Linked DNA regions of Homo sapiens: region 2 is linked to region 1. The links are chromatin contacts, found by Hi-C or POLR2A ChIA-PET in ENCODE. All regions are on one chromosome and are shown on one strand. The core of a region is the stretch at or near the end of the contact, and the rest is flanking DNA. Distances in the headings are between cores, read along the strand shown. Region 1 holds the start of PTEN (phosphatase and tensin homolog). Region 2 overlaps ANKRD22 (ankyrin repeat domain 22).

The links. A loop is a pair of places that touch in the nucleus more often than their neighbours do. ChIA-PET counts read pairs that join two places held with the same protein, here RNA polymerase II (POLR2A). Pooled maps may share reads with other maps.
Region 2: a loop to region 1 is called in a map of naive thymus-derived CD4-positive, alpha-beta T cell, with 2.2 times the contacts of the local background. The contact joins the enhancer-like site here to the promoter of PTEN in region 1. A Hi-C loop is called at or near these places in 3 of 168 maps with a recorded cell type or tissue (CD4-positive, alpha-beta memory T cell and naive thymus-derived CD4-positive, alpha-beta T cell) and 12 of 50 pooled maps. POLR2A ChIA-PET finds 5 or more read pairs at or near these places in 1 of 52 experiments (OCI-LY7).

What each region holds. Positions count from the first base shown.
Region 1 is chr10:87,862,271-87,869,128 of GRCh38, reverse strand. PTEN (phosphatase and tensin homolog) reads right to left here and starts at 5,504. Exons shown (of 9, transcript NM_000314.8): 1 at 4,581-5,504. The coding sequence starts at 4,659. KLLN (killin, p53 regulated DNA replication inhibitor) reads left to right here and starts at 5,596. Exons shown (of 1, transcript NM_001126049.2): 1 at 5,596-6,858. The coding sequence starts at 6,642. It overlaps MLDHR (mitochondrial lactate dehydrogenase regulator), which reads right to left and starts at 5,570. Exons shown (of 1, transcript NM_001433720.1): 1 at 5,475-5,570. The coding sequence starts at 5,570. The coding sequence ends at 5,475. RefSeq lists silencers at 5,210-5,349, 5,440-5,749 and enhancers at 6,350-6,529, 6,780-6,858.
Region 2 is chr10:88,830,217-88,837,074 of GRCh38, reverse strand. ANKRD22 (ankyrin repeat domain 22) reads left to right here. Exons shown (of 6, transcript NM_144590.3): 2 at 5,049-5,240. Among named protein-coding and RNA genes, the nearest start is that of ANKRD22, 18 kb to the left of the region's middle. RefSeq lists an enhancer at 976-1,125. Within about 2 kb of position 3,159, at least 3 of the 41 ENCODE cell types and tissues checked have a DNase peak (open chromatin) inside an H3K27ac peak, as active enhancers do.

The DNA of each region.
Region 1 (6,858 bases), core at 4,255-6,754:
AGAATCTGCCTTAACTATACAGAACTAAAACTTCCCAAATAAAATTAATTCACCCTTAAATTATGTTACTCTTCTTATATTTGCCGATACTTATTTATTCCAGTGCAAATTATTTTAAAAGAATTAAATTGCTAATACTTCCTCTGCAACCAATGAAAAAAATTCAAAAAACTAAGGGAAAGGTGAATAGTCAAGTACAATATACTAATTTCACCTTTCTTGGCAAATTATTTTACATTAGTGAATGCATATACTCAATATGTACAAAGAGAATCACCAAACACAGACCAATATACTTTTAACCACCTATGGAAGAACGTATATGTGGCAGTAATGCACCCTATAAAAGACTTACAGTTATCAGTTTGCTCAGCAAAGCCTTACCAATTTAAGGTTAGTCTAACCTCAACATTATTCTCTCTGATAAGCAACTAAATTAATTTCAAAGCTACCAAATAGAAAGCAATTGTAAAACAGAACTGACTGACCCCAGTCTCACAAATTTCCTAAGTCACTATCTTCAGAACAAATCCTAACATCTTTTCTTAATGAATTCAGGCCACAAGATGAATTCTTCAATGCTGACTGTGAAAATCAAGTTTAACAGAAAAAATGAAGAAAAAGGTAACAAGATTAAGAACTAATGGGTTCCATGTAATAAAACTTCTGAACTGTTTGTTTAACCCAACGGTTTCTACAGAAAAAAAAAAATACATTTCTTAAGCTATGTTAATATTACATTTTCTGGAAGCTAAATCCTTGTAGTATGGCAGAGGCCTCACATTTCAATTAAGCAGAAAATTGTCATATGCATGCAACACTTCTACAATTCTCTTTACAAACTCTGAAGTCACACACAATATCAATAATAAAAGTGATTTCCTAAGCTTTCGTCTTACTTAAAAGATTGAGATGAAAATTTAAAAATAGCACGTTTACTTCAAGTGAATTAATGTTAAAACTTTGTGAAGTGAATTTCCCATAACAAATACTCCTCCATTAAAAGTCACTGAAGTGATTACTTCAGAAGCGGCTTAAAATATTTTTTTAAGTGTTGCGCTATCACCAAATGAACAAACAGCAAATGGAGGCAAATTTCAAAATAACATTAGAAAATAAGAATTGAAGACTTCTTCACTTCCAAAAAGTAAGCCATTTCATAACACTAAGAAGTTTATGTATTTTATGTGGCTATGAGAAAGCAGATGCACTGTTCCATACAAAAATTAAAATATCACCAGTTGCCTTTCCCATGTTATTAAAAATAAAATTCTAAAAAGGTAATAAAGGAATCTTTCTTTACTATCTTCTAAAACTAAGTTTAAAATGAAGGTGGTTATACCTCACCATATTTTATTATCTTTAATCATTTAGTATTTACTTAGTATATTATAAGCAATGTAAATCTGCATTGATGACTATACTGCTGTGCAAACTTTTACACTGGCAGCAATAAAATTCCTTTTTCCTCATATAAACTGTACATTACTCCTTTCAGTTGTGCTTTACACTTGAATAAGCACTATGAAAAATGAAGTTTGTAAGTTATCATACAGCAATTAGGTGGTCCAGTCATGTTTTTCAGGAAATATAACTTAGCAGATACAAAACAATGTAAAATAAATGTTGTGAATAGAATACTTTTTAAAACCCTCATGATTAATTTCAGTAATCACTTACCTTGAGGTAATTTAGGTAACTTCAATAGTCACTGTACTCTCTACAAGTTAAAAGTATTCCCTGTGAACATTTATTTGAAAAGAGGCAAATCTACCAAACAATAAAAATACAACAGAAGCCTAACGTTTCCACATACCCTAAATACACTTAATTTTTCTATAGTCTCAAATTCAGCACTATATTTCAGACTAATATTAAGCATATAACCCTACTAACAAATTTTTAGAATAATTTAATTTTGCGATAATATTTTAAAACTGAATTATTGTCCTCAATTTTCCTCGGAGAAATGGCTTCATTATTAATCTTTCTTTATCAGATAAAAATACTCCAATCACTACTTTCATAAAGGAATTTAACTTTTCACAGGTTAGTTACTGAAATAAATACTACAACATGTCAAAGACAAAGTCTTCAATGACAATTTTAATGCCTTCCCACTCCAATAAACAGAAAACATTAACGTGAAAACAAGCAAACCAAGTACGTTGGAATATCAAAATTATTGGGAGTGCAATTATCAAAAAAGCAAGCACTTCACTGACTTTCCTTACTGACTTTTTTTCATATCAACTTTTGGCTCAATAAAACCACAACTCTAGAAATTAAGTGTTATTAGTCATTTGACGCAATATTTGATACTGCTTTCTATGCATATCATAACTAAAAGTACAGTTTTAGAGAAAGTTTTAAGTCACACAAATTTCATGTGTAGAGACCAACATACGCTGAAATCAAAGAAAATGCCAGTCATGTCACAGCTCACATGTAAAAACCTGGTAAAATAATTTTAAGGTCTTAATAACCCTGATAATTTAAAATCAAGTGGGAAAAGTAAAAGTAGTGTGTTATGTACTTTAAGTGCTGAAAGAAATCTGTCTCCCAGACAGCATTCAATTATTTTCTTCAAAGGCTTTTTTTTCAAAGTTACATAAACATTTAATTTTTTGTTCCTATATATTTGGATGACTGTCAGTAATTCATGCTAATAGTAGACTGCTTTGGAAGTCACAAAAGAATTTTTCCATAATTATCTTCTGGGCAAGCGGGTCCAGTTTAGCCTTAGTAACATTCTCAATTAATGTCAACTTCAAAATTTGCAAATACTCTTTTAAAATAATATTTTTGGCTTAACAGAAAACTAAATTTTGGGAAGCTACTTCTTCAGTAAGTTTTACATTCATTTCAAAACAAAAACTTGGGCAAAATTAACTGTGCACATTTATATGCAGCTAACATAATCCAACGGAATAAAACCTCTCCCGATATAAACGCTGTCTTAAAAAAAAATATTCCCCACAATTTTTAGCAGGACATATAGACACTGTAGTGTCACTCTACCTTTAGACAAAATGCAACTGACATTTGCTAAGAAATAACTTTTATTAAAAATACTGTGCTAGTACTTATGCAATTACATAATTTTAACTAAATATTGTCCACTGCCACAATTCGCATTACCAAACTCATATTACCAAATTTTAGGCCTTGATAGAGCCTAAATGCTTCAGTCACTTCAGACCAATAACTTAATTCTGTTTTCACATACCTTATACACTGGCCTACCAATAGCTCTCAATTCCTGTCAATACTTTCCCCATTCTGCAAAAAGAGGGCCCCATCCCCATCCCTAATCAAAACCAATGTGTTGTACCTGAAACTGCAAAGATTAATGCTTTTCGATGACCACTAACTTTTGAAGCCCGAAGGCCTAACTTTTAGACAACTAAAGCTACACACTGTTAAAATTCTTGGGCTTCTGTCTTATTCAGCAAGCTGACTCAGTAAATTTAATACACTGTATGAAAAAAGCTAACATACCTACAATCTAAAGCTGGAGTAAACCCCTCTTGCCAGCATTTCTAGATATTAGCTGGTAAAATACAACTGACATTCTACACAAATCAGTAAAATTAACGATACCAAAAGGTGTCAGAGGACCTGAAACCTAAAAACGGTGAGCAGCAATTCTGGCATCACAACAATACTTAAATTTCAAGCATGAACTGAAGTTTTATTTCTGCAATCTTCACTTGCTACACACAATACCCTTGAACCTACACATTACCATCTGGGATCAGAAACTACTCAATATCCATTCTATGTTTATGACAAGAGCACTGAACATTAAATGCTACTGAAGTGCAAATTTCAAGCACTATCCTACATCACCCCATAGGGAGAGAAAAAGGTAAATATAACAAAGATCTAGTAAGAACGCCTTATAAGGTATATTATGGCACTATTGACTTCAAACTACAAAACTTCTACATACAGTTCAAAGTTGTAGGTAACTTAAGTTTAAACATTAACAAAACTACTTTTTGCCCTCAATGTGCACCATATATACTGAAAATGATTCTGCTTCTAAAGTTATGCAAATCAGTCATATTTTAAAAGAATCTATCAATGCAACTCAGGAAACTAAAACAATCACTGCAAGATTCTGATGCAATATGCGTACGTGCAACACTAATTTTCATTTTATTCTGATCTAAACCCTTGATCTAGGGCCTAAGCCAAGATTTAATCGAAATATGCTCAACCTCAAAAAGCGTCTACTTTTTTGTTCATTTAGGAGACCGGATTACCGAGCTCGCTAATCCACTAACAGTGTACTGTATTCTGTATTAACGGACAATAGCCCTCAGGAAGAGACCATATAGATAGCCTAAGAAAGCAATCGGTGGCTTGACACTTGCAACCAGGCAAGAGTTCCGTCTAGCCAAACACACCCTAGGTTGAATACACAGAAAGGAAACACAAAATATATGACCTAGCAACCTGACCAGGGTTAAATGTTATAGTCACCCAAACTACGGACATTTTCGCATCCGTCTACTCCCACGTTCTAAGAGAGTGACAGAAAGGTAAAGAGGAGCAGCCGCAGAAATGGATACAGGTCAAGTCTAAGTCGAATCCATCCTCTTGATATCTCCTTTTGTTTCTGCTAACGATCTCTTTGATGATGGCTGTCATGTCTGGGAGCCTGTGGCTGAAGAAAAAGGAGGAGAGAGATGGCAGAAGCTGCTGGTGGCGGGGCTTCTTCTGCAGGATGGAAATGGCTCTGGACTTGGCGGTAGCTGATGCCCCTCGCTCTGCCGCCGCTTGGCTCTGGACCGCAGCCGGGTAATGGCTGCTGCGGCGGCTGCTGGATGGTTGCAGCGACTGGGCCTGCTTCTCCTCAGCAGCCAGAGGCCTGGCAGCGGCGGCAGCGGAATGGGGAGAAGACGAATAATCCTCCGAACGGCTGCCTCCGCCGGCGGCCTCCGGAGCCCGGGCCACGGGGGGTGCGGCGGCGGCGCACGGGAGGTTTAAAACCGGCCCGGGTCCCTGGATGTGCCAGCCGCCGCCGCCGCCGTGTTGGAGGCAGTAGAAGGGGAGAGACCAACTCTCCGGCGTTCCCAGCCCTGGAAATGGTGACAGGCGACTCAGACCCCCTCCCTGGAGCTGCAGCCGCCGCGGCCGCCGCCGCCGCCGCTTCTCCCCCCCGCTCCAGGAGCGGGAGGTGCCGCCGCCGCCGCCGCGCCTCAGCCGGCTCCCGCCCGAGCCCACGGCTTCCACCTTCCCTTTCAGGAGAAGCCGAGGAAGAGGCTGCACGGTTAGAAAAGACGAAGAGGAGGCGAGAAACGCCGCCGCTGCCGCCGCCGCAGGCCGGCCGGCTCCCCGAGGGCGCTGCCCCCGCGGCTGCTCACAGGCGCTGAGAGGGGCTCCGGGCCGCGGCCGCCGCCGTCTCTCATCTCCCTCGCCTGAGCCCGGCCTCGCCTCACAGCGGCTCAACTCTCAAACTTCCATCATGGCTGCAGCTTCCGAGAGGAGAGAACTGAGCGCAGTCGCGTCCCAGCGCCGAGCGCGTATCCTGCCGCAGCGCATAAAGAGTCCCGCCACATCACCGCCCGCCGGCCTGCCCGCCCCCTCCGCCGCCGCGCCGGGAGCCCGGGCGCCTCGGAAGACCGAGGGGAGGCGGGAGGCGAGCGAGAGGCGGACGGGACCGCGCCGGGCGAGGGGAGGGCAGGGCAGGGCAGGGGGCGGTAGGAGGGGGCAGAGCGGTAGCTCTGGGTGCGAGCGCAGAGTCCCCAAGCCGCAGGCTCTACTGAGCATGCCCAGTGTAGCTGCCTGGGGCTTGCTCGGGCCGGTTCCCAGCCGCCAGCCTGCAGCTGCACTTGCTGCGGCTTTTGCAGCAACGCGAGGCGAGGATAACGAGCTAAGCCTCGGCCTCTGCCCAGAAACCCAGCCGGAGGCAGGGTAGGCTGTTGTGGGGCGGGGGTGGAGGACTGATGATGAAAGCTGAGATGGGTGCGTTGAGCAGTGTCACTGACTCGAGTCTGAGGTTACCTGTGCACAGGTGAAAAGGACCAGGTGACCACGCTGCTCAGTGTAGAGGGAAATGCAGGGACGGTCCCTGCAAGGGGAATACCCTCCCCCCTTGCCTCTACCCCTAGATTTCCGCGGCGTGGACTGCATTCGCTCTTTCCTTTTGCACCGCTGTCGGATCACAATCGTTCGCAGAGATTTGACTGTAACAGCCTTTGCCTAGAGATTCCCCCTTCCCCCAAATCTGTGTCCTCATGGTGTCAGTCTTAGCACAAAGAGCAACCTGCTATTGTGTCGCCAGCGTGTATCACCTCATCCGGCTCCCTTGCAGCGCCCCACCTCTCGCTTCCCCGGTAACTCGGCTCGTTTGCCCTAAAAATGAAAGCTCTCAGCCGAGCGTGCTGAACGTGAACACATAGCCGTTGAATTTCAAGGGCCCAAAGGGCACCTATCTAAATGAACTGAAAGAGGATCCCTGTGAGTGGGACGCACCCCGCAGGCCTCTCCTGCGCCCGCTCCGGTGCCCCCAAGAGAGTCGAGCATCTTTCCCCTCGGGCTCCAGGTCGGTTCGCGGCGTCGGAGTCAAGCTCGGTTCTCAGAGACCACCTAGCCCCGCCCCCCCTTGGCCGCCGTGAAAACCCGGCAGGATGGATCGCCCGGGGCCAGGCTCCGCGCGCCCCGGCCGGACCGTGCACGTTTGGGGTTACCGGGTTGAGTGGAAAGTACGGAACGGTAGGAAGCTGCAGCCCAGCGAGTGGGCGGGGCGAGGAGACCTAGGAGGGTTCAAAAGGAGGTGGAAGGATACACGGGCCACAGTCGGAACTACTTTCCGAAGGAGGTCACGTGTGTCCCTAGTTGGGGAAC
Region 2 (6,858 bases), core at 1,910-4,409, 970 kb before region 1:
ACTGCTACCCCCCTCTTTGAAGTCTCTAGCTTTCCCTAACAGCTTTTTCACTGCCAAACTGACTACAATTCCTCTCCAATTGCATCCTCTAATTCTTCATAGACAATGTGCTCAGGCCTCTGTATTCTTCCTTCAGCCCCATCACTGTATGAAAATTGGCCTCTGCATGGCTGCTAATGATCACATTCAATGATCTTTGTCTTCCTTCTTGAAACTTTCACTTCTTTGCCTTTGAGTCTTAACGTTTTTCTGTTTCTTCTGCAGACTCTCTGATGACACTTCTTATCTCTTGGTGGATATTGCTGATTCTAGGTCAGGTTGGAGAAGGAGTCTGGATGTATAACCAGTATAACCAGCAAGTCAGTGCCACAAGTGGACAGATCAATATCCCGAATACAGACTGTAGCTTAATTTTGGACACAAATATCAAATGCGAAGTCTTGTAGCCAGAAGACATTTTGAAGGCTGATTTTTAAGACTAAAGTGATTGGAGATAGAATGTACGCATTCTGCAGTCATTCCCCTTGATTTGACTCTTGGCCATGCCAGTTGTGAACTATGTCACTTTGGGCAAGGAAAACAATTTCCCTTAGTTTCATCTGTGCAAAACAGGTATATTAATACTACTTTAGAGGGTTGTTGTGAGGATTAATATAGAATAACTGAGCTACTCAATAACTGTTAGCTCATCTTATAATTTCTTCCTTCTCTTATTTACTCACTAAGTACATATTGAATGCCTACCATGTGCCAGGCACTATGTTATGGGGGTACAATGATGAATCAGTACAGACAAAATGTAGCCTCATGTAGTCACAGTGCCCTTATATAGCTTACAGTCTAGCTGGGGAGATGGCTGTTAATAACACACATACCTTTATTTAGATCAAGGGTGTGGATAAGACAGTGGTAGGAGATGAAGTTGTAAAAACGGCATATGGAACACGTGAGATTGAAAGAATTGTGTGCAATAGTCTTGGTGAGAATGATGAAGATCTGAAGCAGTACTTTAGCAGTGAGGATGGACAGAAGGGTTCTGAGACTATTAGGGGATAGAGTTATTATAATAATTTCCCAAGTGTGTTTCTTCTACACCCAGGGTGCCCCCAAATTACAGAGCTTAAGGGGTTAAAAGGGGTTTATGATAGCTTTTCCAGCAACCCAAATGGACAACCTCTTCTCTTTTTCATACCTGGCTTGTGAACCAGCACTTTCTATTGGACTTCCCTTCTGCCCGCTGTCAGTGCTTTTCTTACGCTGCGCTGCCCCCTAGTGGAAACCGCAAGTTCATAACAGCATGGAGTCTTCAGCGTTAGTGCGACTCTCACATTAAATTATAGTCATGCACCACATGATGTCACGATCAGCAATGAACAGCATATACAGCAGTGTTCCTATAAGATTATAATGGAGCTGCCCTATACAGGTGTACCATTTTATCTTTTACGCTATATTTTTACTGTATATTTTTATATGTTCACCTATGTTTAGATGCACAAATACTTACAATTGTGTTACAACTGCCTATAGTATTCTGTACAGTAACATGCTGTATAGGTTTTTAGCCTAGAAGCCACAGGCTATACCATATTAGTAATAGGCTCTACCATCTAGGTTTGTGTAAGTAAACTCTGTGATGTTCCCACAATGACAAAATCACCTAACAACACATTTCTCAGAACGTATCCCTGTTGTGAAGTGAAGTATGACTGTACTTGTGCATCTCAGCCGAGAAGGAAGACACTTAGCTTCCTGGTAACTCTGTGTCTTGGATCTAGGAAGCCTAAGAAAGACTAAAGATAGGGTTAGTATTTTACATAATATTGCTCAAATGGGGTTGAGAAAGCCCTCAAAAGCACTGAGTGACTCTTGCAGAACAACTCCCCATCTTTTCCTCTTCTTCTTTTTAGTTAGCTCTTAGTAAAGACTTTGAGAAGCCTAAGCAGAGAGCTCCTGGAGGTCTATGTTACCAGGCAGGTAACATAGATGAGTGAAGAGAACCAGTGTAATGTGATGGCGAGTGGTGGGGACTGTGGAGAATTGGAGTCACTGCCACTAAGCACCAGTTATTTGGTATCCTACAGGAATATGGGCCCAGTGTTAGCAAAACTTTCTCTTTTTTTTCTTTCTTTTTTTTTCTTTTTTTGAGGCAGAGTTTCGCTGTGTCGCCCAGGCTGGAATGAAGTGGCGCGATTTCGGCTCACTGCCGAATCAAGCGATTCTCCTGTCTCAGCCTCCAGAGTAGCTGGGATTATAGGCACCAGACACCATGCCCTGCTAATTTTTTTATTTTTGTATTTTTAATAGGGATGGGGTTTCTCCATGTTGGCCAGGCTGATCTCGAACTCCTGACCTCAGGTGATCCACCCACCTCGGCCTCCCAAAGTGCTAGGATTACAGGCGTAAGCCATCGCGCCCAGCCAAAACTTTCCATTTTTAAAGAGAAGCTGGAAAGCCAGATTAATACATGAAATATTCTAGTTTTTTAAATGTTGTTAAGTTATTTAAATATTTGAGAAAAGAGAAAAAGAGCTCTAAAGCCACTTGTTTCCAAGCTATTCATGGTAGACCACCAATTTCCAAATGCTTGATGAGTAGTGCTCACTGCTAATCACTCCATTATTAAATTTTCACTAGTTTATGGTAAAATCTTTTAAAAGGACAATAAAATGAATTTTTCTATAAAGCTAACTAAATCTACCCAATATAAAGAACTGCTTTCCCCCTGGTGATTATATTCTTACATATTTTGTTAAAATACCCTTCATTTATCTTTGTATTTGTTAAAATATCTTTTATGAAATAATAGTATTGTTTTAAATACATTTAATTGAAAAATTAAGAGTTGGTGACTTAACACTGTCTTGTTGCATTTAGTTTTGTTTTACTTATTTTTGAACTCCAAATGACTGGGCATTGCTGCTAGGACAATGGCAAGTCACTGAAGGTTTTATTTAAGCACTATTGTGTTGACATAACCCTGGACTCCAGCAGTGATGTGGAAGATTTGTTGGTTGAGACTAGAGTCCCAGAAATAATCGAATATGAAAACCCAAGGGAACTTCTGCCTTACTCCTTCATTTAATGACTGAGGACACTGAGATACAGTAGGGAAGTGAATTGTCCACAGTCACCGGGGGAGGTAGTAACAGAGCCACAATTACATCCTGTTTTTCTGACATGAGACAAGTGTTTCAACTGCCCCAGTCCTTTCTGCATCAGCCACACAGTATGCTGAGACACTGAAGTGCCCAACTGTTGGAAAGCTTAGTAAAGGGAAGACTTCAGGATAACAGAATAGGTGATTTGTGAAATTGTGCATTTCTAGTGAAACTTAAAGCCCATGTATCATGTTCATTTCATTTTTAAGGTACAGAAGTTTGCCTTTAATTGCTGCTGAGTTAATTTTCTGTTAGGATGTTTCTTTCATGAGTAGGCCTTTAGGTTTAAGAGTATAACATAGTTCACTTATTGTGATATTTGGCTATGTTAGAACCTCAGTTTATTAGCAAATACACCCACTTGACTTTCCCCTTGATACGTCCCAGTTTCCACAGGTGCTTATGTACCTACCCATACCAAAAAATTTTTTTCTTGTCATTTACTCTGTGTATGTGTGTCTCTGTCCTATTTCCCCACTTGACAGATACATTTTACATGGATAAGATAACATATTTTATTCTCTGGTACCTGTGACTGGCACACAGCAGGGATTTGACTTGATTATTAAAGAATGACAATTGCAATAATGATAACTTTCATACACTAAGCACCATCCATATGCCAGGTATTACTCTAAATGCTTTTTAAAAGACATCATCTGAAGATTAGTCTAAAAATATTCAGTGTTTGCCTCCCATGTGCTGAGTGCTGTGTTGAATGCTGGAGAAATAGCAGTAAATAAAATGGGGTTTACGGCCTGAACTTCAGTGCCTTCCTTCTCAGCACTGCCTCAAACCTCTCCTGATTCATGCTAGCCCTAAATACATGATTGTACATAATTAAGAAAAGAATTACAGTATGTCAGTTGCTGTGAGGGAGAGATACTGAATGTTGGGAGTAAGAAAAGACTTCTTGGATAAAATGAAAATTAAATTATGACATGAAGGGTGAGCTAGGTGTTATTCAGAAGAAAGGCAGGTGGTGTGTTTTATGCAGAGAGAGTATTCAGGGCAGAAGCCCAGATGGAAGGTACCAAACATGGTTTGGTTCAACCAAACTTTGAAGAACAGAAGTCGAGAAAGGCTGGAGCAGAGGAGGGAAAGAGGACAAGATCATGCTACCTGAAGTCTTGCTATTAAACTCCCATGGTGCCTTGTGAAGCTCTGTATAATGCTTTTTATAAACAGCATCTAATCAAGTGTAGTTAACCATATAATTTGTATATTATTTGCCTAAAAAACTGTCTTTTCTGCTCTGTTGAGCTCCTTGAATACAGGGTGCTATGTAGGTCTTATTTCATCACTAGTACTGCCCTAAACTCCTCCCCATATGCTTGTTTTCTATTTTATCTTTAGTAAAGATAAAGATAAAGACATTTTATCTTTAGTAAAGATAAAGATAAAGACATTTTGTCTTTACTAAAGATAAAGATATTTTATCTTTAGTAAAGATAAAGATAAAGGTATTTTGTCTTTAGTAAAGATAAAGATAAAGGTATTTTGTCTTTAGTAAAGATAAAGATAAAGGTATTTTATCTTTAGTAAAGAAAATGAATGCTTTTCCGACAGGCCCACCTACCTGTAAGCACTATACATAGTTTCCTTACTGAGTTGAATTTGTAGTATTTCATTTATTTATTCATCCATTTGATGGACATAAGTGTGTGCCAAGAAAACTTAGGAAAATGTAGGAGGTTCCTCATGGGCTAATTCTTGATCTAGACTTAAAGCTAGGCATAACTGAGACCAAAAAATCTCACCTGCAAAGCAATATATTACAATTTTAAAACATTTAAATTTTAATGTATTGGGTTATGACTTTTTTTTCGTTTTTGTGGTTTAATTATGCCAGTATTTCAAAACCTGCTTTTGTTTTTCCCGACCCAGCCCATCTGCCAAGCAGCCTATCAGAATGACTTTGGACAAGTGTGGCGGTGGGTGAAAGAAGACAGCAGCTATGCCAACGTTCAAGATGGCTTTAATGGAGACACGCCCCTGATCTGTGCTTGCAGGCGAGGGCATGTGAGAATCGTTTCCTTCCTTTTAAGAAGAAATGCTAATGTCAACCTCAAAAACCAGGTGAGGTCATGACATGAATGGAGAGTGTAATTGTTCATGATAATTCTTTTCTCTTTGAATCACTAGAAGTGGTGCATGTCATTTTTTAAATTGCTTGCAGCTCCTAATACGAACAATTATCTTAGCCTACTTTAGAAAGACTGACACATACCAAGGACATTTTATTAGGCTAAACAGCAAAATAAAACATAGTTCAATCAGCAGGCATAATTTGTGATAAATTATGTCTTTTTACCTCTGGTTCACTTATTTGGCTGGATAGAGCTTCTTTCTTTTCCTTCTTCCTCTCTTCATCCTCCTCTTTCTTCCTCTCCCCTCTTTCTCATTACTAACACAGAAGCAATGGCAAAGATTTCTTGGAAAAGAAATGCTGTTTCATTAGTTAGATTTTTACCTGCTATATTAATGTCCTGATCTCCAGAGGATCCTATAGTGTTCTTGTAGAATGAAAGAGTACTATTGAGAAATTTACCAAGGACAAATAAGCTCATGAGCCAGAGGTTACTTGAAGTCACACAAAAAGGTGTAAAGAATATATTTAAAGATGCAATATTAGCTACTTTGGAGCCTTCAGGACCAAGAAAGAGAAGAATATGTGTGTATTGCTGTGAAAATCCTTGTGGAGCCCTTTCTGAACATCTAGCATTTGCATCGTAGTGAAGGCAATATTTAAATTACACTGAATAAATATTAAGCCATTTTTTTGCAATCATTATGACTGTCCTGTACCCACTTATATGCATTCAAGGCGAGAAAACACTGGAAATCCCCCCTTGCCCCTTCTAAGTCATTTGGAGACTAGCTCATCAGGAGTAACAATGTATTATCAGAAAATTGATCATTACTGGACTTTTTTATTTATGCTTACTATTTTTGGTTTGGTTGCGATTAAAAGCAAGTCATGCCTGTGCTGAATGGAACAGATATGCAACATCGTGGACTATAATAGGATCTCTGTAGATCACTGCTGTGAAACCAGATATGTGGAGTTGCAGTGAGTGGTAGTGCCAGAAGACAGATGTCTGTGGGTTCCTGCGCTCTTTTAAGAGGTGCGCTCGTTAGGAAACTGAGGGAGGAGACGTTAGCCCATGGGCAAGGCTGAGGAGACACTTTTATCTCCGCTTTGCAGAAGAGGAGGGCCTCAGCCAGCCTGCTGGGATTTTCTGGTATCATAAAAACCATGAAAAAGACTTTAGTGGATACATTAGATTAATAGATTTTATCAGTAGAAGTTTTTGGTTTGCATTTTCCACTTTCAAATGTTTCTAATGTTAGCATTTAATATTTTTATTTTCTCCAAATATTAATATTTGTACATTAATAATTTGAACCTGTGATTTCTCATGTCTGAAATCTGTTTATAAATTATTTCCAGAAACACTAAACAAACAAACACCTTAAAAACAAACAAACAAACAAAAAGCTCTGCTGGAGATTCAGAAGCACAAGCCTATGGATTCTATTGATAGCAAATTAAATTAAAACATAAAGATCCTTGTTTTTGTCTGTCAAACTGACCAAGATTAAAAAAGAAAACAAATGTTGATCAGAAAGTTTAAGTTATTATTGTCTTATTAGAACACAATTTGATAGCGCAATATGAAAAGCATTAATACTT